Linked DNA regions of Mus musculus: region 1 is linked to region 2. Evidence: chromatin loops called from intact Hi-C (ENCODE). Cell type or tissue: heart. All regions are shown on one strand. Each heading gives the region's core, and the rest is flanking DNA. Links, peaks and the distances in the headings are about the cores only.

What was found. A loop is a pair of places that touch in the nucleus more often than their neighbours do. Peaks named below come from ENCODE experiments on the same cell type or tissue, not always from the same donor. Only the 100,000 strongest peaks of a DNase experiment are listed, where the experiment ranks them.
Region 1: it touches region 2 in a loop (6-fold over the local background); 3 of 42 quality-filtered maps call a loop at or near these places.

Annotation. Positions count from the first base shown.
Region 1 is chr16:42,672,100-42,682,604 of GRCm38, reverse strand. No RefSeq gene overlaps it. Among named protein-coding and RNA genes, the nearest start is that of Gm29960, 25 kb to the right of the region's middle. In heart, for the core only: no CTCF peak of the experiment used is centred there; no DNase peak of the experiment used is centred there; H3K27ac peaks cover 1,154 bases.
Region 2 is chr16:42,776,572-42,787,076 of GRCm38, reverse strand. All of the region lies in intron 1 of 4932412D23Rik (RIKEN cDNA 4932412D23 gene), which reads left to right. Among named protein-coding and RNA genes, the nearest start is that of 4932412D23Rik, 94 kb to the left of the region's middle. In heart, for the core only: a CTCF peak has its summit at 4,454; no DNase peak of the experiment used is centred there; H3K27ac peaks cover 3,186 bases.

The DNA.
Region 1 (10,505 bases), core at 854-8,853, 100 kb after region 2:
TGGAAAATATGCTACATGTAGGGGCAGAGATTTGAGAACAATTGGCTGATAAGTAGAAGACTCATGGGAAGTACCCCCTCCCACCATCCTGAGACAGTGTTTCTCTACATAATTCTGGCTGTTCTGGAACTCACTTTGTAGAGCAGGCTGATCTTGAACTCAGAGATCTGCCTGTCTCCATCTCTTGAGTGCTGGGATTAAAGCTATGCAACACCATGCCTGACTTTGTTTTGTTTTGTTTGGGAGAAGTGACTCTTATGCTGAGTATGACAGGACAATTATGGGTTTCCTGGAAGGCACAGAAGGAAAGACCTATGATGAGAAAATACATAAGGATATGTAAGAAGAAGGGGAAACAGGAAAGGCTAGGCTAGAGAAGGCCAACTAAGGAGCATAAAAATGATGCTGTAGGTAAAGGGGATGCTAAAACATCCTCAGAAGGTAGCAGCCAGGCTGGGAAGATGACCTTGTTGGTAAGGTGCTTGCTTCGGACACAAGGACCTGACTTTGAATCCCCAGCATCCATGCAAAAAAAAAAATCAGGTGCAGTGGTGCATGTCTGTAAGCAAAGCACTGCAGGTAATGTGGGCAGTCAGAGGACGTCTGACCTCACTGGCCATCCAGCAAAGCTGAGTTGCTGCTTTCCAGATAAGTTAGAGACACTTTCATACAAACAAACAAACAAACAAACAAACAAACAAACAAACAGAATCGGTGTCACACAGTTGCATGGACATGTGGGCATACCCAGATGAACACAAGCATATCACATACATACACACACACACACACACACACACACACACACACACACACACACACACACTCACACACACACACACTCACCTATGCACATGCATAGGACATGTGGACATACCCAGATGAACACAAGCATATCACATACATACACACACATACACACACACACACACACACACACACACACACACACACACACACACACACACACATGCACATGCATACACACATGTAATAGCTTCCATGAGATTTATTAATTATTCCTATACTGTAAATCCACTCTTTAGACCACAATTCAGTGGTCATTTATGTGTTTACAGAGTTCTGGAATGCTCATCACAGCCCAATTTCAGAATAGTTTATTTGTCAGAGATACTGTATACGCATCAGTAGCCATCATTCACCCTGTCTCCTTGGCCCCTAGCAACTGCTGGCTCTCACGTTTCCATGTAGACTTGCCTTTTGGACCTTTTAGGTAAACAGTAACTAGGAATATGTGGTTATGTAAGACCAGCTTCTTTCAATCAGAGTATTTCTAAATTTCATTCGTGTCATAGCATGTTTTCATGCTGTGTTCCTCTTTATAGCTAAATAATATTGTATGCTGTATTTTCTTAATCTATTTTTTTTTTAGTTACTGGTCATTTAGGTTTCTCCTCCTCCTTGGTTATTATGAGAAATGCTGTTACATGTATTAGTATTCCAGTGTTATTCTCTTGAGTTTATGCTTGTTCACAGAATGGCTGTGTCACGTGGATGGTTACTATTTTGAGGAACTATTTTCCAAGGTGGCTGCATCCTTGTACATTCCCACCAGTAGCATGTGAACATTCCTGTTTCTCCCTCCACTTGACAACACTCGCTGTCCTCTGTATTTTCCATCTTGATCACTCTTGTGGATGTGCATTGTTCTTTGCTATGATTTTTGACTTGTATTTTCCTGGTAATCATTCCTCTCCAGTTGCCTAAGTGCTTGTTGGTCATTTGTTTATCATTACATGGTCAAATCTAGTGGTTAAATTAATCTTCTGCGGTTAGGCCAAAGACCTCTGACTATGTGGCTTCAGCCACATTGATGGATTTTCTTGCATTTCTGGTATCTGGAAGTCTGAGGCAAGTATTGAAAGTCTGGCTTCTCCTGCACCTCCCTCTTTTGTTTGTAGACAATCACCTTTGCTCTGTGTCCTCATGGGGCTTGTCCTCTGTGCATACATTCTGAAACTTCTTATAAAAACACTAGTTGTATTAGGCTAGGACCTCCCTTTGATCTCATTTAAACGTATTTATATCTTTTATCCGTTATTAATGATAGGCATGTTGGAGATTAAGACTTTGGTATATACATCTGGGAGCTTTATAATTAAGTCCATAATAATAAGTTATATAAAACTTGGGTTGATATAATATAATTATAGACTTGTAGGCAAACTTTATTCTGTAAAAAGTCTCCAATTAATATGTGGATTTGTAAGCAATTTCTGGTTATTTTTCCTTTAAAGAAGAAAAAAAATTTAATGTAAATAAAGTCCAAATATTATTTTCCTTTCATCATATATTCCTTAGATGTCATATTTTAGGGCTCGTTGTTTAATTAAGACCAAAGATTTACTCCTATACTGTGTTCTATGGATAATTTTGGATTTTATGTTAAATCTTTTGTTTTGTTTTGAGTTGACTTTTACATATGGATTGAGGTAGAGTTATATAGCTTTTTCCTCTGGTATGGAGAATTCCATTTATTCTAATACCACTCATCGAGGACTACTGTTTACTTAACAAATTATCTTAATGCCTGCAGAAGATCATCTGGTCATAAATATGGTTTTATTTTTGGAATATGAGTTCTATCTCACTTACTGATATTTATTTGTGACTTCATTTTAATAGTACCATCTTTATTATTATAGCATCATTGTAAGTTTTACAGTTGGGAAGTGTGTATCCTCCAATATTGTTAATATTTAAAACTGTTTGTTTTTCCAAATGAATGTTAAGGATCATTTTTGTCCCTTTCTACATAAAATCAAAATAAACTTTACTAAGTATTATGTTGAATCTATCTATCTATCTATCTATCTATCTATCTATCTATCTATCTATCTATCATCTTTCTATGCATTATCTATCACACCTATCATCTATTATTTATCTATGTATTATCTACCACAATTATCTATCATCATCTATCATATAACCATATATTATGTAGATTTTAAGTCCTTTCAATGATTTTGTACAGTTTTCACTGAATGTGCCTTATATTTTTCAAAATATTCTTACGTATTCCATTTTTGATGCTACCATATAGGATAGTTCTTAAAATTTGATTGCCAGGATGTAACATTCAAAAACATTTATTTATTGGTTCTAACAGTTCGTTGTTTTAAATGGCTTCCTTGGGGTTTTCTATATGTGAGATAATTTCACTTGATTACATAGATTTACATCTTTCTTTTCAATCTAGAGGATTATTGTTTTTTTCTTGTTTAGTTTCCCTGGCTAAAACATCTAATTCAATGCTGACCAGAAAGCATAAGACAAGTGTGCAGCCTTATTCATGAAAGTATATAGGCTTGCCTTATTTGTGAAGGTATAGAAAGTCTTTCAGCATGATGTAGAGCTGAGCATATTTCATAGATGTCCTTTCTCAGAGTGAGCATTTTTTTCTTCTATGCCAGTTCTATAAACATCATAAAAGGATGTAGAATTTTTTCATATACATATTCTCTGTTTGTTGAGATGATCATATGTTTTAAACTTTTTATTCCATTAATATGTCCTGTTGTAGCTGCATATGCATCAAAAGATGGCCTAGTCGGCCATCACTGGAAAGAGAGGCCCATTGGACACGCAAACTTTATATGCCCCAGTACAGGGGAACGCCAGGGCCATAAAAGGGGAGTGGGTGGGTAGGGGAGAGGGGGTGGGTGGCTATGGGGGAATTTTGGTATAGCATTGCAAATGTAAATGAGCGAAATACCTAATAAAAAATGGAAAAAAAATCAAAAAAAAATATGTCCTGTTGAGTGATTTTCATGTTGGAACAACCTTTAAGTTTTGTGGTATATAATCATACTTTTATATTTTGTTGGGATCGGTTTACTAGTGTTCAAAAGAATGACATTTGCATCTGGGTTTATGAGATATTGGTCTGTACTTTTGACATTCTTATTTGTTTTTAGTTCTGGAATAATATTGTTTCATAGACTTCAAATATTTTATCAGGAGAATGATGCTAAAGACTGACTTGGTCAACAGCAAGGGTGCTTTTTGTTTGTTTGTTTTTTGTTTGTTTGTTTGTTTTTGTTTTGTTTCTGCATTTCATACCAAAGAGTGATGCACAAATTAGAAGGGGACGAAACATGCAACCTGGAAAATGGGTATGTAGGTAATGGAAGGGACCAAGTTGGAAAAGATGAGGGTCAGAAGTGAGGTGTAGGAACAAACATTGAAGAAACATGTTAAATACAGCATGTTTTAAGATATTTGTGTTAAGTACTATTTGTATCTCCTATAACTTATCTCTTAATGGCATTTGCAGCATAGCTAGCTACAAAAGCCTTTGGCTTCTTTCAGTTTCATATTTGCTGGCACTGCTGCTTGCTCTACATCCTTAGCATCAGCCAAACTATTCTCTTTGCTGGTTTTACAGGTGAGACTAAATTTTAGAGAAGGGACTCTGTTTAAAAACCCAGGTGAAAAACAGAAGAAACAAGGAAAGAAAGACTACAAATGCATACATAATACTGCCTCACGATATTCCAGATAAGCACAGGATATGTTTCTGAACCCTAGTTAGTCATTGGGTAAGAAAACTTGGCTTGAATCTGTGTCCTATAACGGCCAAAACAGAAACTACTATTTTTCCTTCTCTCTGTGCCTCTGTACTATGTTCCATGTTCATATCAAAACAGACTATCTGTAAAAATCAACAAGTCTTACAAGTACTTTATAAGTCATCTGTGGTAGAAATGATTTCATGTTTATTAGGAGTTCCTCCTTAGGAAATTAAATAGCATAGAAGAACAAAGTTACTTTTCACTTCCTCAGACTATGAAGGCATGGAGGAAGTCTGCATTCTCCATGTTCAGCCTCAAACATTTAGCATCTTGGGTGAGACATTGGCTCTTCCTTTTTCTCCCGAAGAGCACAAATGAGGATTTAGTCTTCTCTAGTTTCCCCACTTTTCAACCATAGATTCAAGTGGGAATGAGGAGTTATAGGATACTCTGCAGGGCAAACAGGTCCATACACATAAAGCCTTTCAAGCCATGCTATACACAGTATCTGCTGTATTAATGTTTGCTGTGGTTATATTATCCCTTCCCAGTTACACATAACCTTCACAGCTCGCTATTGTTTGCGTCCATCTGGAGTTACTCATTTCCTGCCTGACTTCAGTCACATCTGCTGCAGGCCTTTAACATTTGTGAATTTGACATTTGTGAGCTCAAGCATTCTAAATCCACCCAAATAGTCATGACTCACTGAGATTTGAAATTTTCTTCAAGCAAAATTTGTCTCAACTTAATCTGGAAGGACCGAGCCTGCAGAACTTAGTCAGTGAGTGGATGTTTTGCCACATCCACTTTTCCTGTGCCGTTGTTGAATCTTGTTCTATGCGGTGGTGATCTGAAGGCAACCCAGACAGGGAAGACTATTGCAGTATACGTTTGGCTGTTGATTCATACCCTCGCTGCACTTCAGAATGTATGATGTGCCTTTGTATTGTGACCGAATGTCATTTCAGCTTTCACAACAACCACTCCAAAAGACAGGCCACTGCACACACACAATTCTGAATACAATTGTGAATAATTTAGATGAGAAGAAAACTGGGGAGTGTAGTTAGAATCTGATTGTCTGGGGAGGTGGGGAAATCTCGTAAAAATAATGCAAAGGCTTGGACTGAAGGAGGAACAACAGGATGTATGAGTAAGCTTTGCTGATGTAAAGGGAAGTGTGACGCTCAGAGATATGGAGTAAAGAGAAGACAAATAAATGTTCCTGGCTCAGATCTTGAGAACAGCTTTAGAGTCACTGGAGCTGTCCAGCAATGGCAAAGTTTAAGTGTGGGGGACACTGAAAATATTTAAGCAATGGCTAGAGAGTTCTTGGCCAAGAATTCATGGCCACCTGGCCTTGCTCCTGGAGCACCATCTACTTGTACAGACGAAGAACATTAGCTCTACACAAAGACTCCAAATCTCTCTCTGTCAGAGAGGAAGTGCTGTACCTAGGATTAGCTCTTCCTGTTTCCTGTATCTTTCTATGTCATTTCCGATTTTCTAAGGGGCTTTGGATGGAGGTTTCATTTGATTGGCATTTACTCTTGGCTTTATCCCAGGATATGACTTTCAGCAGTCTCCTGGAAATGGTTGACCTACCTAGTCTTTGGTTCGGTTCCTAACATCTCTGTAGTTTGGAACTGTTCACCAAGGAGAAAAAGAAAGGTACACACCATTGTAAATGTAATGACCAAATGAAGGAATATGATTTCTGTCATTTTTAGGGACCTATTCTTTTATCTTTTAAGTGAGGGACCAAATGTGAAAAGATATTGGGCTGGATTGTCTTTATGGGCAGGCTTATATCATTGTAAGATGTGTATTTGTACGTATTTGGAAAACCAGACTTTTGATAAGGGTTAGAAAGATAATATGATCACAGAAAGTACAAAGAGATGAAGGGAAACGTTGTCTCCCACCACAGACTATAAATAGAGTTCCTGGAAGCATTCTTCCCTGCCTCTACCTCTCCTGTGGCAAGACGATCAAATGTGACCATGACCTTACAGCTGCCCTTGTGAGTCTTGCTACTGCTGCTGTTGCCTTCTTCTTTGCCTTGGCAAGCTAAACTGGAAGAAGAAAGAACAGAGTTCTCAGATAGATATGACCACAGATATCACCTGTCAAGTGTCCAGTCACCCTAGTAGAAATTGTTGCTTGACCACAGCAGTATAATTATGGCATCTTTATCCTTGGTAGCTAGAAGCATCTTTAAAGAATTGGCTAAATATTTCCCTTACTTACTGGCTTCTTTGCCATGAAGTCAACAATTTTAAATTGTTTTTTTAAAAATTAGGCTAATCTCAATAGGTTATTTTGTTGTTATTTGTTGTTGTTGTTGTTAAGCATGCTTCCAAGGACTAGCAAGATATAGTTGAGGTCTCATGAGAGAAGAGGTTGCAGAATCGATGGATGGGAGAGATTTTGTTGTTGTACTAAAACAAGGAATGAGATTCTTGCATATGGAGTTCCACTAGACGTGCTGAATGGGCAGTCTTAAGACACTGAGAGACAACCAGAACTTCTGGTCCACAAAGCTTGTATTCTAACTGTCTTCACTGGGAATCTTTGTCTCTCCTCCTGCCTCTGTTTTGAGAATCTATCAACATCTACTTCTTGTTTTTCTTTCTCCTCCCGCTCTATGTAGTCACCACATGCATGCTCTTACTTTCTTTCTTTTATCTTTTGCCATTGAGTTGCATGCCTTACCCTCTGTCTCAGTCTTCTCAGAGCGTTCGCTGTCCTTCCTAGCTGTTTATTCACAGTGCTGGGATTCTTTCCCATACACCTGTGCCCACACACTTCCTGCTTAACTTGGCATCCACTGCATCATTATTGGTCCTCCTTTGCTGGTGGTGACTCAGTGTGGCTTGTTCTGAAATGCTGTGTTGGTGTCTGCTTGGACCTGTGTCATCTGAAACTGACATGTAAATAAAGCATCATCAAAAGTTGTCCCTGTGGAGAAGGAAATGCACAAAATAGTCTGGAGGAAGAGACTCATGTCACCTGATGCTAAACTCAGGCCTGATGACACTTGGCTCAATGACTCAGTGTTTATAATAAGTCCTAGAACATGTGGTCTTTTTTTTTTTTTTTACTGAAATTCGAACTTTTTATATATATTAAATGTCTCTGTTTGGGTACTTTTTATATTTTGCTTTCTGATAGCTAATGTTTGTAACACTTCTGCATGATTTTCCATGTGATCCTGACGTTTATCTTCTAGCCTGAAGCTTTCTTTGTGAGAACCATTTTCTTTTCTGTTCTATCATATCAATTGTTTCATGGTTACATTGTGTCATTTTCATGGTTTATTGTAATTAAATATTTCCATCTATCACTGCCTCTTAAGAATCAGTTAAAATCAATGTTATTTTGGTCCATACTGAGAAAGTTCTATCATAACAACAGAACTTCCCTCTCTAAATGTGTCATAGATTATAGCCATGCTGGTGCTCTCTGAAATAGTTCCTAAAATGGTGAGAATATAAACGTCTCAGGTCCTGTAATGCAAAATAATCTATATGAAGAACTGTGTGGTATGGAGTAGAAGGATTAGAAAAGCAAGAGCCCCAATACTTAGACTCCTTACAATGAGTATGTGTATTGTTATTGTCTGGGGGATTATGAGACTATTGCTGGGCCATTACCTACATATATATATGTATATATTGAGGTACATATAGTTTTTAGAGCTTGTTGCTTTGGATATTTTTATCTACCAAGCTCCTTTCTCCCATGCTGACACCTGGCTACTACTATCAGAAGTTCCAAGTAGTAGTATATGAGAAATGACAGATTCTTGTGTCTGCTGTGTAGCTATTAGGGCCATAGGAATCACTGTTACCTATGCAACTATCCCAACCAACACTAAGGCAAAATGATATAATGTGGATGTGCATTAATAACTGTTTAGATAGCATACAAAACATCAGCCAGGTAGAATGGAGTAATTGAAGTTTTACTATTTATATAAAAATACTCAAAATTTTGCACTTAGAATTTTCTGTTTTCTTTAAATGTATATATTTACATATAATTCAAATAATATTTAGCCACAACATACATGGTTTTATTTACATTCATTAATGTTAAAACATATCCAAAATTTCTCATTTCCACTTTGAAAATCTGCAGGTGTTTGGAAAATACTGTACCCCTCTTGGGAGATGAGCCGGAAGGCTTAGGCCAGTGGGAGACACTTTGAGAAAGGCTTTGACATCATGTGCTAACTGTGTGTGTCAGTGTCACACACTTCCTGTCGCCACGATATAGCTCTTAGACACAATTGGATCTGACATTATAGATCCTGACATTCAGATTCAACACTGAAAATTACATTTGTTATACTTTTGCAGAGGCGTGCATGGCAGTCACATGTACTACAGGACTGTGGTGGAGTGCTGAGACACATTGTTAGTGTACACAGCTGACCACAAAGGACATTACTTGGTGGTCACTTAAACATTTCTTCCAGTTCCAGTGCTATTGTTCATTCTACAAAGTGAGACAAACTAACGCCAACTATGGTACCCACTTGGGTATCACCAAAATCTCAGAATATGTATTTGTTTCATAATGTAGCTATTTTATGTATAGTGTAACATATACATAGTACTTAGATTATATATAATCTCTCTTGATTCACACCATTACCATTTGAGTCAGTCAAGGAAAACCTGTTCCTATAGATGAACACGGGGAAGTTCAAACTGAATGTATTACATCCTAGAGAAGGGGTGTGGTCTTTTCATTTCTCTCCCTGTACCTTTTCTCTCAATTTAAAAAATGCTGTTGTGACTGTATGTGGGTTGGATCCATAGATGGAGCAGTCTCTGGATGGCCTTTCCTTCAGTCTCTGCTTCACACTTTGTCTCTGTATCTCCTCCCATGGGTATTTTGTTCCCCCTTCTAAGAAGGACCAAACAATCCATACTTAGCTCTTCCTTCTTCTTCAGCTTCATGTGGTCTGTGAATTATATCTTGGGTATTCTGAGCTTCTGGGTTAATATCCACTTATCAGTGAGTACATACCATGTGTATTCTTTTGTGATTGAGTTACCTTACTCAGGATAATATTTTTTAGTTCCACCCACTTGCCTAAGAATTTTATGAATTTATTATTTTTAGTAGCTGAGTAGTACTCCATTGTATAAATGTACCACATTTTCTGTATCCATTCCTCTGTTGAAGGACATCTGGGTTCTTTCAAGCCTCTGGCTATTATAAATAAGGCTGTATGAACATAGTGGAGCATGCGTCCTTACTAAACCCAGACACCACTGATGATGCCAACAAGTGCTTGCTTACAGGAGCCTGATATAGCTATCTCCTGGGAGGTTCTGCCAGTGCCTGACAAATACAGAGGTGGAGGCTCTCAGCCAACCATTGGACTGAGCACAGGATACCGAGTGGAGGAGCTAAAGAAAGGATCCAAGGAGCTGAAGGGGTTTGCAGCCCCATAGGAGGAACAACAATATGAACTAACCAGTACCCCCAGAGCTCCCAGGGAGTAATCACCAACCAAAGAGTACACATGGTGGGACCCGTGGCTCCAGTTGCATATGTAGCAGAGGATGGCCTTGCTGGTCATCAATGGGAGGAGAGGCCCTTGGTCCTGTGAAAGCTTGATGCCCTAATGTAGGGAAATGCCAGGGCCAGCAAGCAGGAGTGGGCGTGTTGGTGAGCAGGGGTGGGGTAGTTGGGTGGGGGGGGTGGAGGGTGGAGATAGGGAGTTTTTGAAGAGGGAACCAGGAAAGAGGATAACATTTGAAATGTAAATAAAGAAAATAACTAATTAAAAAATGCCATTGTTTCTTTCTGAAGTTGCCACTGCTCTGAAAAATAACAAAAAGTCAACATTAGCATACCTGTGGATATGCTAACGAATATTTATTCATATTTATTCATTGTGCTAGTTGGGTTTTTTTTTTCCCTTAGTTCGGAGTCCCCAGTTCT
Region 2 (10,505 bases), core at 876-8,875:
ATAACTCTAATCTTCCATATTTTTCTTTTCTCATGTTACTTTTATTAGCATTCTGTCTAAGTTCCGCCCCACAGTTACCAGGCAATAGCCATGTATGCCTGACTATAAAAGGGGCTTCTTGCCTTCTCCTCTCTGTCTTGTTCCTGCTTTTGCCTTCTTGCTCTCTCCCCTCCCCCCATCTCTCCCCATGCTCATGGCTGGCCTCTACTCCTCTGTGCTCGCTCTCTCTCTCTCTGCCTCTACTACTGTGGGACAAAAAGTGGGGTCATGCATCTGCTCAGGGCTAGGGCCACTGGGCAAGGTGGGATGCGGGAAGTCTGATGACACTTGACCCCACAGAATCTCTGGGCTGGAGTTGGACTGTGAGAAGCCATGGGATCATGCCTCGGGGTTGAGGGAGGCCCTTCTGAGGTCCCCGCAGACCCGGTGGAGTTGGGCTCTACCTCTCAGGCACCACAGACTGATGGGCACCACTGAAGAGCTGGTTCTCGGGTCCCTGGGCAGCATGGAGGCCAGGGACAACAGGTTCTCACTATTGAACATCCCAGACGCTGCTGTATGTCATGAAAGAACTGAGAACATAGTGGGAACCCTGGGAGGACTCTGGCCCTGGCACCAAAGGGAAAAGGGTAGGAGGAGAGCTCTGGAAGGTTACCAAAGGAGGGGAGAAGAGAGTCTAGCTAGCTCAGGTGGCTGGCTTTGGTTGGTGGTGGCTGTGGCTGGAACATAAGAAGGCCTCTGGTAGGAGGTTAGACACGTGGCTCCTTAGAGGGAAACCTGCTCCAGCACGGCAGATCCTGATGAGAAGAGGTAGTCCATGGTTTTAAGGCATTTATTTTAGAAAGGCAGAGAGAAGGAGAGAGTAGACAAGCAGAGGGCAGCCATGGCCATGTGGAGACAGGGGAGAAGGGAGGGGGAGAGAGGGGGAGCAAGAGAACAAGAGAGTAAGAGAGCAAGAGACAGAGGAAGGGGGCAAGCAGCTCCTTTTATAGTGGGCTGGGCTACCTTGCTGTTGCCAGGTAACTGTGGGGAGGAGCATACCTGGCTGTTGCCAGGTAACTGTGGGAATGGAGTCCAGACAGAATACCAGGAGCTTGGGACATTGCCTATGTGACTGATGGCCACACACCTCTCTGCAGGGGGCTGGGGGGGGGCTGTAGCTGTGACAGGAGCCAGGGGCCCAGGAGGCGTGGCCGAACTCCTACTGTCCCATGAAGGCAGATGTCACTGCCTACCAGGTATCAGGGGTTCTAGGCCTATGCTCAACTGGAGACCAGTTCACTGCTCACTCCACATACCCTCTTGACTCCCCTCCCCATGCTGTGAATAATCTCTATTCTATACTGTACCATCATGTGGCTGGTCCCTCAGAGGAAAAGGATGCCTCCGCATGGGCCTGCCAAGGCATCCCCTTCACCAATACTTGACTACACCTCCACCAAACATATTCCCTCTCTCTTTGTCTTTTTATAAACACATCAACTTTGTTCTAATTATATTTATCTAATCCTCTATTCTCACAGAATCCCATCTTATTTTATTCAGATATTTTCTCAAGAATATTTTAATAAAATAAGTATGAAAGGTTGCTATTTCTTCACCCTGTTATTCTTCGTAACTTCTATTCAGTGTCACGGGGTCCTTAGTTGTGCACAGCATCATAACATATCTTCCAATCTTTTTTATGTTTTAATTTTCTATACTCAGTTCTATTAGCTGTTGAAGATTTGACATTCATATAGTTTCGGGAGTTACACCCAATGTAATGTTAACAACGTCCCTTCTTGTTTTAAGAAGTGTTCTGTTTTTCTAGCTTATGCTTCATCTGTTTAAAATATGCCACAGAATTTTCTTGTCTACAATAGTTTTTAATAGCAATTGGTTTGTGTCTTTCTAACTTGCTTCTGCAAAGTTAATAACGAACATCCTCCTTTTAAATATCCTCTCTCTGTTGTGCCTTTGAACACAAGCCAATCTTCCCCCACACCCTTTATTACCAAAAAATTTCATCCACTGTGCCAGGGGACTCATCTAGAATTGACTGGCCAGTCACAAAGGACTCTGCAGAGTCTTTGCCTTAAAAACCACGTCATGGTCCACCAACACAATGTGGTAAGGCAGAGTAAAAAGAAGGCAAGAGAAAAACAGGAAATTATACTCTCACAGGAAATTGTAGTAATAAAGCTGAAAAGCCAAGGAAGTAACTGGCCCGCAAGTCATAAAATCCTAATCATGTGGCAGGGACAAATTGAAGCTCAGTCGCCTGCAGAGCTTCACATTGTTCTTCCAGTCATTACTCACTTCTAAATTCGAGCCTTTGTGACTTCAAAGTCATAGGATCATTTCACAGTTGGAGTAACTAAGGCAAAAAGAAATTAGGTAGCATACTTCAAGTTTCACCTTAAAGACTGCCTAGGACATGGGTCTCCTGACTTGGATCAGCAAAGACATTTCCCCAGTAATTGAAATTTCTTGGGATCAGTTTGCCAGGCCTTGTTTGCTTCACATTTTAATGTAATAAATTCTCCTCACAAAACCTTTCAAAAAAACAGTATGTCTTTTATTTATGGAGATTATAAGATAATTGCATCATTTCCCCCTTCCCTTTTCTCATCCAAACTCTCCCATATACCTCCTGTTGGGCTGTCTCAAATTCGTGGACATGTGGCCATTTTTGCAGATGAAGATCTAAAAATTGGAATTTTACTGTGAAAGTACCCACCTTACTCCACAAAGCAGGCTTGCATGCATGAAATAACTTTATTGTTTGAGTGTTAATATATCAGCGGCCTGAGAGGGGCAGGAAGAAGAACATGTTCTTTTTCAAGGAGAGTAGTTGCCTGGTAGTTGCCATAGAAACTGGAAACCGATGTACAGATATCCTGCTAGAAAATTTCCACATATTGAAGATGTCTTGCTGTCTGATCGATAGCTAAGAGAGTTTGATTAGCTTCATTAATTAAAGCAGAGGTACCTACAATGGAGAGAATGTGTCTTAGCTAATATGCAAATCTGTTTCTTGGGGTCTGAGAAAAATATCATGTAAGTGTTTTTAATGAAGCATAATGTACACAAGTGCACATATCATAAGCATAGAGCTTAATGAGATGCCTCATAGTGGATGCGGCTGTGCCTCTGATTCAATAGTAATAATATCAAAAATGTTAGTAACATTCTAGAAGCAATTTGTGTGCTCCCTTCTAGCCAGTGCTCTTCCAAAGAGGCTCCTAGCACTGTGTGTGTGTTACTTCACTGTTTGGAGGCTCTAGAGCAAGGGAGCATGCAGCATGCAGGTGTGTGTGTGTGTGTGTGTGTGTGTGTGTGTGTGTGTGTGTGTGGTTTGTTTTTTGTCTTAAGTCAGTTTTCTTACATTCAACATTACACCTGTGTGTAACATGACTAGGGTTTTTTTTTCCTGTACTTTTTAATTTTTATTTATTTATTTATTTATTTATTTATTTTATTTATTTATTTTGGTTTTTCAAGACAGGGTTTCTCTGTATAGCCCTGGCTGTCCTGGAGCTCACTTTGTAGACCAGGCTGGCCTCGAACTCAGAAATCCGCCTGCCTCTGCCTCCTGAGTGCTGGGATTAAAGGCGTGCGCCACCACGCCTGGCCTAATTTTTATTTTTAAAAGTATTTTTTTGTCTATAACATGTATTTTAGTGCTTGGTGCCTATAAGCAAACCGAGTATGCTTCCAAGTTTAAATGATTCTAAGATTAAGGAATGACAGCACTTATTTGAATTTCTTGACATTGGCTCACGCCTTTAATCCCAGCACTTGGGAGGCAGCGGCAGGCAGATTTCTGAGTTAATCTCATCTCATTAATCCCAGCCTGGTCTACAAAGTGAGTTCCAGGACAGCCAAGGCTACACAGAGAAACCCTGTCTCGAGAACCAAAACAAAAAACAAAAACAAAACAAAACATAAAACAAAACAAAACAAAATTTCTTGACTTGAAACCCAAGCTGAATTTATGAGTTCAGAGAGAACCAATTGTTCATAGCCATAAACTATAGTGACGCCAGCTAGAGATTGCTTATGTATTGTTGAATACCCACTATGCATGAATCTTTGAAGGTATTCTGATAGTTATGAAGGCAAGTAAAGGAGGAGGAGGAGGAGGAGGAGGAGGAGGAGGAGGGGTGGCAGTGGCTCATATTCTCAAGGAGTCTATCAGTCTTATCGGGGAAACAGAGCACTAAACTCAAATGATTATTCCAGGCAAAATTAAGAATCTACAAAACAGAAACAGCTGAGAAGATGCAGGCGCATCGATAAAGCATGACCCATCTCCCAGAAACCTATAAAAGTCCCATTGAGATAAACTTTGAGCTTCCTCTAACCTTCCAGCTTCTAAGATTTCATTAAAATTCTCTGTACAAAAGTAGGATCTTTATTCCCACTGGCTAGCCATTAGAGTTTATGGCTGTTCAGCGTATCCAGCACTTAGTCAAGAGGGGGCAGCATTCATCCTTTTTCTGAAACGAGTAGAACTCTGGCTGCCTGTCTTTCTAGGAAAAGAATACTTTAATCAGATAGAATTTCAGAGCATGCATATATTTTATGCCCCTGTTTTAATTGTTTGTTTATAGAGATGGTAACTGATGTGTACAGCTATGTTACTGAGACCAACAAATGAGTCCTGTTTAAGTAAGTGGAGCTGTGTCAGTGCCCAGAGATCCCCTTTCTCTGCCTTTGTCCCTTTCCTGGGCGTGGCAGCCTTGCTCAGACTCAGATTGCAAAAGGGCGGTGGCTGAAATGAACAAAAGAATTCAGACTTCTACTTTTCCCCAAAGAAAAGGCCAGCCAAGGGGAAGCCCCGGGAAAAAAAGGACTGTGTGTCTCCCATTGTTCTAACTATCTGATGCTTTCTTTCTTTTTCTTTCTTCTGAATGTTTGTTTACCTTAAACCTGTATTTGTAAGCATTGTTATTATAATAAAGGTAACTAAATAATCCCACTGGGGATTAGTGGCTGCCTTCTGTTTTAGGGGTGGTCTCCTTATCAACCAAGTAACCCTTAGAGCCCTTAGAGTTAAAGCAATGCATAGTGCCTGGTAGTTCTTTTCCAGCAGAAGCAGGGGCAGGGGCGTGGTAGTGAAAACTGAGAGAGGTTTAGCTGAAGCTATCAGACCACGTGTCTCTCTGACCTCCAACTGCCAGACCTCCAGATAACCAACTCCCTTTTGTTAGTGAGCCACTTTGATTTTAATGAGAGACATATAACCCCTCCCATGTTTTACGTGATTGACTTTGAGAAAATCAATGTTGATGGCCAAAAACGCCAAATTAACATCAGAGTAGATTTCCTTATACTGTATACAGCCTTAAATAGCCCTCTGAATGACATTTTGTTTTTTATTTAAGGAGTAGACCTTAGCCAAATGTCCTTGAATGATAAAAGAGAGTTGGCCCTCCCCATAATTAGCTTTTGTAAATATCAAGTCAAGGGTCAGAGCAAAGGTCATCTGATTTCTTTCTTTTGTGTAGAACAAGGGGCTTTAGTGACCATGACTGATTTTAGATCCAGCAAAGAATGAGGTCATTGCTTTTTACACAGACTGCATTGGATGAATCACAGAAACCATGGCAGTAACGTGAATACCAAATAATAACTGATAATTTGCGTACCAGTTACAAATACGCCTAATCTTAGATCTAGTAAAATGCTTTACTCTGTCAAGGAAATGAGGCTGCGGGATCAGCTCCTGAAAGGATTGCCAGTGACCTCATGCAGCTGTGATGTGAAGCTACAAAGCACTTGTCACATGCCACAGCTGAGGTCAGAAGTAGATCCTATCCAGGGACTTCACAGAGGGCGATAAAAAAAAAACCTCCGACTTTTAACTCTTTCAGCACTAGTCACGTAAACGCTACAATATATAAAATTTCAAGCTCATTTGAGAAATAAGACAAAAAATATTTTCATTTCTTTTGAAATTAAGCATCAGGGTTTGGAAACCACTTCTACTTAAACCAAACAGTGATTTCAAATGTGTTCATCAAGTGATGCTTTAGACTTTCCTTTTTAGAAAAAAAAAAAAAAAAAAGAAATAAAAAGGAAAAGACAGAACTGCTCCTCGATATGGGGGAGGAGGGATGTCATTGTAGATGAAAGGGGGAGCTTAGCCAGACTCAGAGACATCTGGGAGAATCCCGAGTGGACATGACCCTGAGCCATCGGAGTATGGGAGGGAGGAGAAGGGAGAGGAGAGAGAGGGAACCAGTTGCAGCAACCTATAGGGCAAAGATACAAAAAGTGTGGGTAACCAAAATGGCTGGATCATATAGGGGGGAGCAATCCAGCCCCCTGGGCTAGAGAGTTCAGGGTAGGGGGCAGAGATGCAAACGAGGAAGAACTTGTAGCAGGTAGGGGCTGAAGAACGCTGGGAGAACATGGATGCCACATTTGCTTTGATATGTTAAATAGGCACTTCAGCCATTTGTCCCAGAATTTGAAATTTAATATAAACCATCCTATCTTGGGATGGTAAGGTCTGAAAAATCTCTCCAGGATGTAAACACTGTGGTTGTAAAATGAGGACAATATCAGGCGAGCTGGTACAGCTGGGCAACCCTCCCTGGACAAGGTCTTGGAGGTCATTTAATCTAACTGCCTTATTTCACAATGAGGAAAACTTTGGCCTATGCATATTATAAGATATATGTGGAATTAGTTTTCTTCCTAGTTATTTACAATGTGTTTTCCTAGGTTCTCAGGAAACATAATAAACTTAGACCAGTAGATCATTGCAAGAGTGATAAGAATGGGAGATAGGGAATTTTAGGGAGTGGGACCCTGAAGGCAGTATCTCCATTCTTGTCCTCAGCCAGAAGCTAGATTTGTCCTCTTATGCTGGCTAGAGGCCAGGAATGCCAGAAGGAATCTCTGGTTTCTTGTTATCTCTCTCTTCTCCGCAATGCATCACTCCTGCCTGGAAGCTTTACTGAGTAAGGCCAAACCCCAGTATTGGCGCTAGTCCCTTCTGGTGAGTAATTTTGGAGCTGGGTCTCCGGATTTCAATAGTGGAAATAGCTACATCTACTCCCCAGTATAACCCATCTCTTAAATGATTCCTGAGCCTTAACTTTTGAGAGGGTAATGCTAGATAGCCAGATAGGAATTATTGGAGGGCACTGAGGATAGATTCCTCTCTTGTAGTTATTTTTGGACCCATCCCTCATTTCTCTCCCAATTACATTAGAAGCAGAAATTGTCCTCCACCCCAAGCACCCTGATCAAAACAAGGAGGATCACCTTGGACCCTGGGTGGAGGCGCAGTGATCTGGTGCAAACTATTGGACCTGGTATCTGCTATTGACTCCTCTTTCAAGAGTTGAGTCTACGAGACTCGAGCCCCGGGCTACCTTGCCAGCAGAGTCTTGCCCAACACCCGCAAGGGTCCACACGGGACTCCCCACGGGACCCTAAGACCGCTGGTGAGTGGATCACAGTGCCTGCCCCAATCCAATCGCGCGGAACTTGAGACTGCGGTACATAGGGAAGCAGGCTACCCGGGCCTGATCTGGGGCACAAGTCCCTTCCGCTCGACTCGTGACTCGAGCCCCGGGCTACCTTGCCAGCAGAGTCTTGCCCAACACCCGCAAGGGTCCACACGGGACTCCCCACGGGACCCTAAGACCTCTGGTGAGTGGATCACAGTGCCTGCCCCAATCCAATCGCGCGGAACTTGAGACTGCGGTACATAGGGAAGCAGGCTACCCGGGCCTGATCTGGGGCACAAGTCCCTTCCGCTCGACTCGAGACTCGAGCCCCGGGCTACCTTGACAGCAGAGTCTTGCCCAACACCCGCAAGGGCCCACACGGGACTTCCCACGGGACCCTAAGACCTCTGGTGAGTGGAACACAGCGCCTACCCCAATCCAATCGCGTGGAACTTGAGACTGCAGTACATAGGGAAGCAGGCTACCCGGGCTTGATCTGGGGCACAAACCCCTTCCACTCCACTCGAGCCCCGGCTACCTTGCCAGCTGAGTCGCCTGACACCCGCAAGGGCCCACAGAGGATTCCACACGTGATCCTAAGACCTCTAGTGAGTGGAACACAACTTCTGCCAGGAGTCTGGTTCGAACACCAGATATCTGGGTACCTGCTTTGCAAGAAGAGAGCTTGCCTGCAGAGAATACTCTGCCCACTGAAACTAAGGAGAGTGCTACCCTCCAGGTCTGCTCATAGAGGCTAACAGAGTCACCTGAAGAACAAGCTCTTAACAGTGACAACTAAAACAGCTAGCTTCAGAGATTACCAGATGGCGAAAGGCAAACGTAAGAATCCTACTAACAGAAATCAAGACCACTCACCATCATCAGAACGCAGCACTCCCACCCCACCTAGTCCTGGGCACCGCAACACAACCGAAAATCTAGACCCAGATTTAAAAACATTTCTCATGATGATGATAGAGGACATCAAGAAGGACTTTCATAAGTCACTTAAAGATTTACAGGAGAGCACTGCTAAAGAGTTACAGGCTCTTAAAGAAAAGCAGGAAAACACAGCCAAACAGGTGATGGAAATGAACAAAACCATACTAGAACTAAAAGGGGAAGTAGACACAATAAAGAAAACCCAAAGCGAGGCAACGCTGGAGATAGAAACCCTAGGAAAGAGATCTGGAACCATAGATGCGAGCATCAGCAACAGAATACAAGAAATGGAAGAGAGAATCTCAGGTGCAGAAGATTCCATAGAGAACATCGACACAACAGTCAAAGAAAATACAAAATGCAAAAGGATCCTAACTCAAAACATCCAGGTAATCCAGGACACAATGAGAAGACCAAACCTACGGATAATAGGAATTGATGAGAATGAAGATTTTCAACTTAAAGGGCCAGCTAATATCTTCAACAAAATAATAGAAGAAAACTTCCCAAACATAAAAAAAGAGATGCCCATGATCATACAAGAAGCATACAAAACTCCAAATAGACTGGACCAGAAAAGAAATTCCTCCCGACACATAATAATCAGAACAACAAATGCACTAAATAAAGATAGAATATTAAAAGCAGTAAGGGAGAAAGGTCAAGTAACATATAAAGGAAGGCCTATCAGAATTACACCAGACTTTTCACCAGAGACTATGAAAGCCAGAAGAGCCTGGACAGATATTATACAGACACTAAGAGAACACAAATGCCAGCCCAGGCTACTATACCCGGCCAAACTCTCAATTACCATAGATGGAGAAACCAAAGTATTCCACGACAAAACCAAGTTCACACAATATCTTTCCACGAATCCAGCCCTTCAAAGGATAATAACAGAAAAGAAGCAATACAAGGACGGAAATCACGCCCTAGAACAACCAAGAAAGTAATCATTCAACAAACCAAAAGGAAGACAGCCACAAGAACAGAATGCCAACTCTAACAACAAAAATAAAAGGGAGCAACAATTACTTTTCCTTAATATCTCTTAATATCAATGGACTCAATTCCCCAATAAAAAGACATAGACTAACAGACTGGCTACACAAACAGGACCCAACATTCTGCTGCTTACAGGAAACCCATCTCAGGGAAAAAGACAGACACTACCTCAGAGTGAAAGGCTGGAAAACAATTTTCCAAGCAAATGGACTGAAGAAACAAGCTGGAGTAGCCATTTTAATATCGGATAAAATCGACTTCCAACCCAAAGTTATCAAAAAAGACAAGGAGGGACACTTCATACTCATCAAAGGTAAAATCCTCCAAGAGGAACTCTCAATTCTGAATATCTACGCACCAAATGCAAGGGCAGCCACATTCATTAGAGACACTTTAGTAAAGCTCAAAGCATACATTGCACCTCACACAATAATAGTGGGAGACTTCAACACACCACTTTCTTCAAAGGACAGATCGTGGAAACAGAAACTAAACAGGGACACAGTGAAACTAACAGAAGTTATGAAACAAATGGACCTGACAGATATCTACAGAACATTTTATCCTAAAACAAAAGGATATACCTTCTTCTCAGCACCTCACGGGACCTTCTCCAAAATTGACCATATAATTGGTCACAAAACAGGCCTCAATAGATACAAAAATATTGAAATTGTCCCATGTATCCTATCAGACCACCATGGCCTAAGACTGATCTTCAATAACAACATAAATAATGGAAAGCCAACATTCACATGGAAACTGAATAACACTCTTCTCAATGATACCTTGGTCAAGGAAGGAATAAAGAAAGAAATTAAAGACTTTTTAGAGTTTAATGAAAATGAAGCCACAACGTACCCAAACCTATGGGACACAATGAAAGCATTTCTAAGAGGGAAACTCATAGCGCTGAGTGCCTCCAAGAAGAAACGGGAGACAGCACATACTAGCAGCTTGACAACACATCTAAAAGCCCTAGAAAAAAAGGAAGCAAATTCACCCAAGAGGAGTAGACGGCAGGAAATAATCAAACTCAGGGGTGAAATCAACCAAGTGGAAACAAGAAGAACTATTCAAAGAATTAACCAAACGAGGACTTGG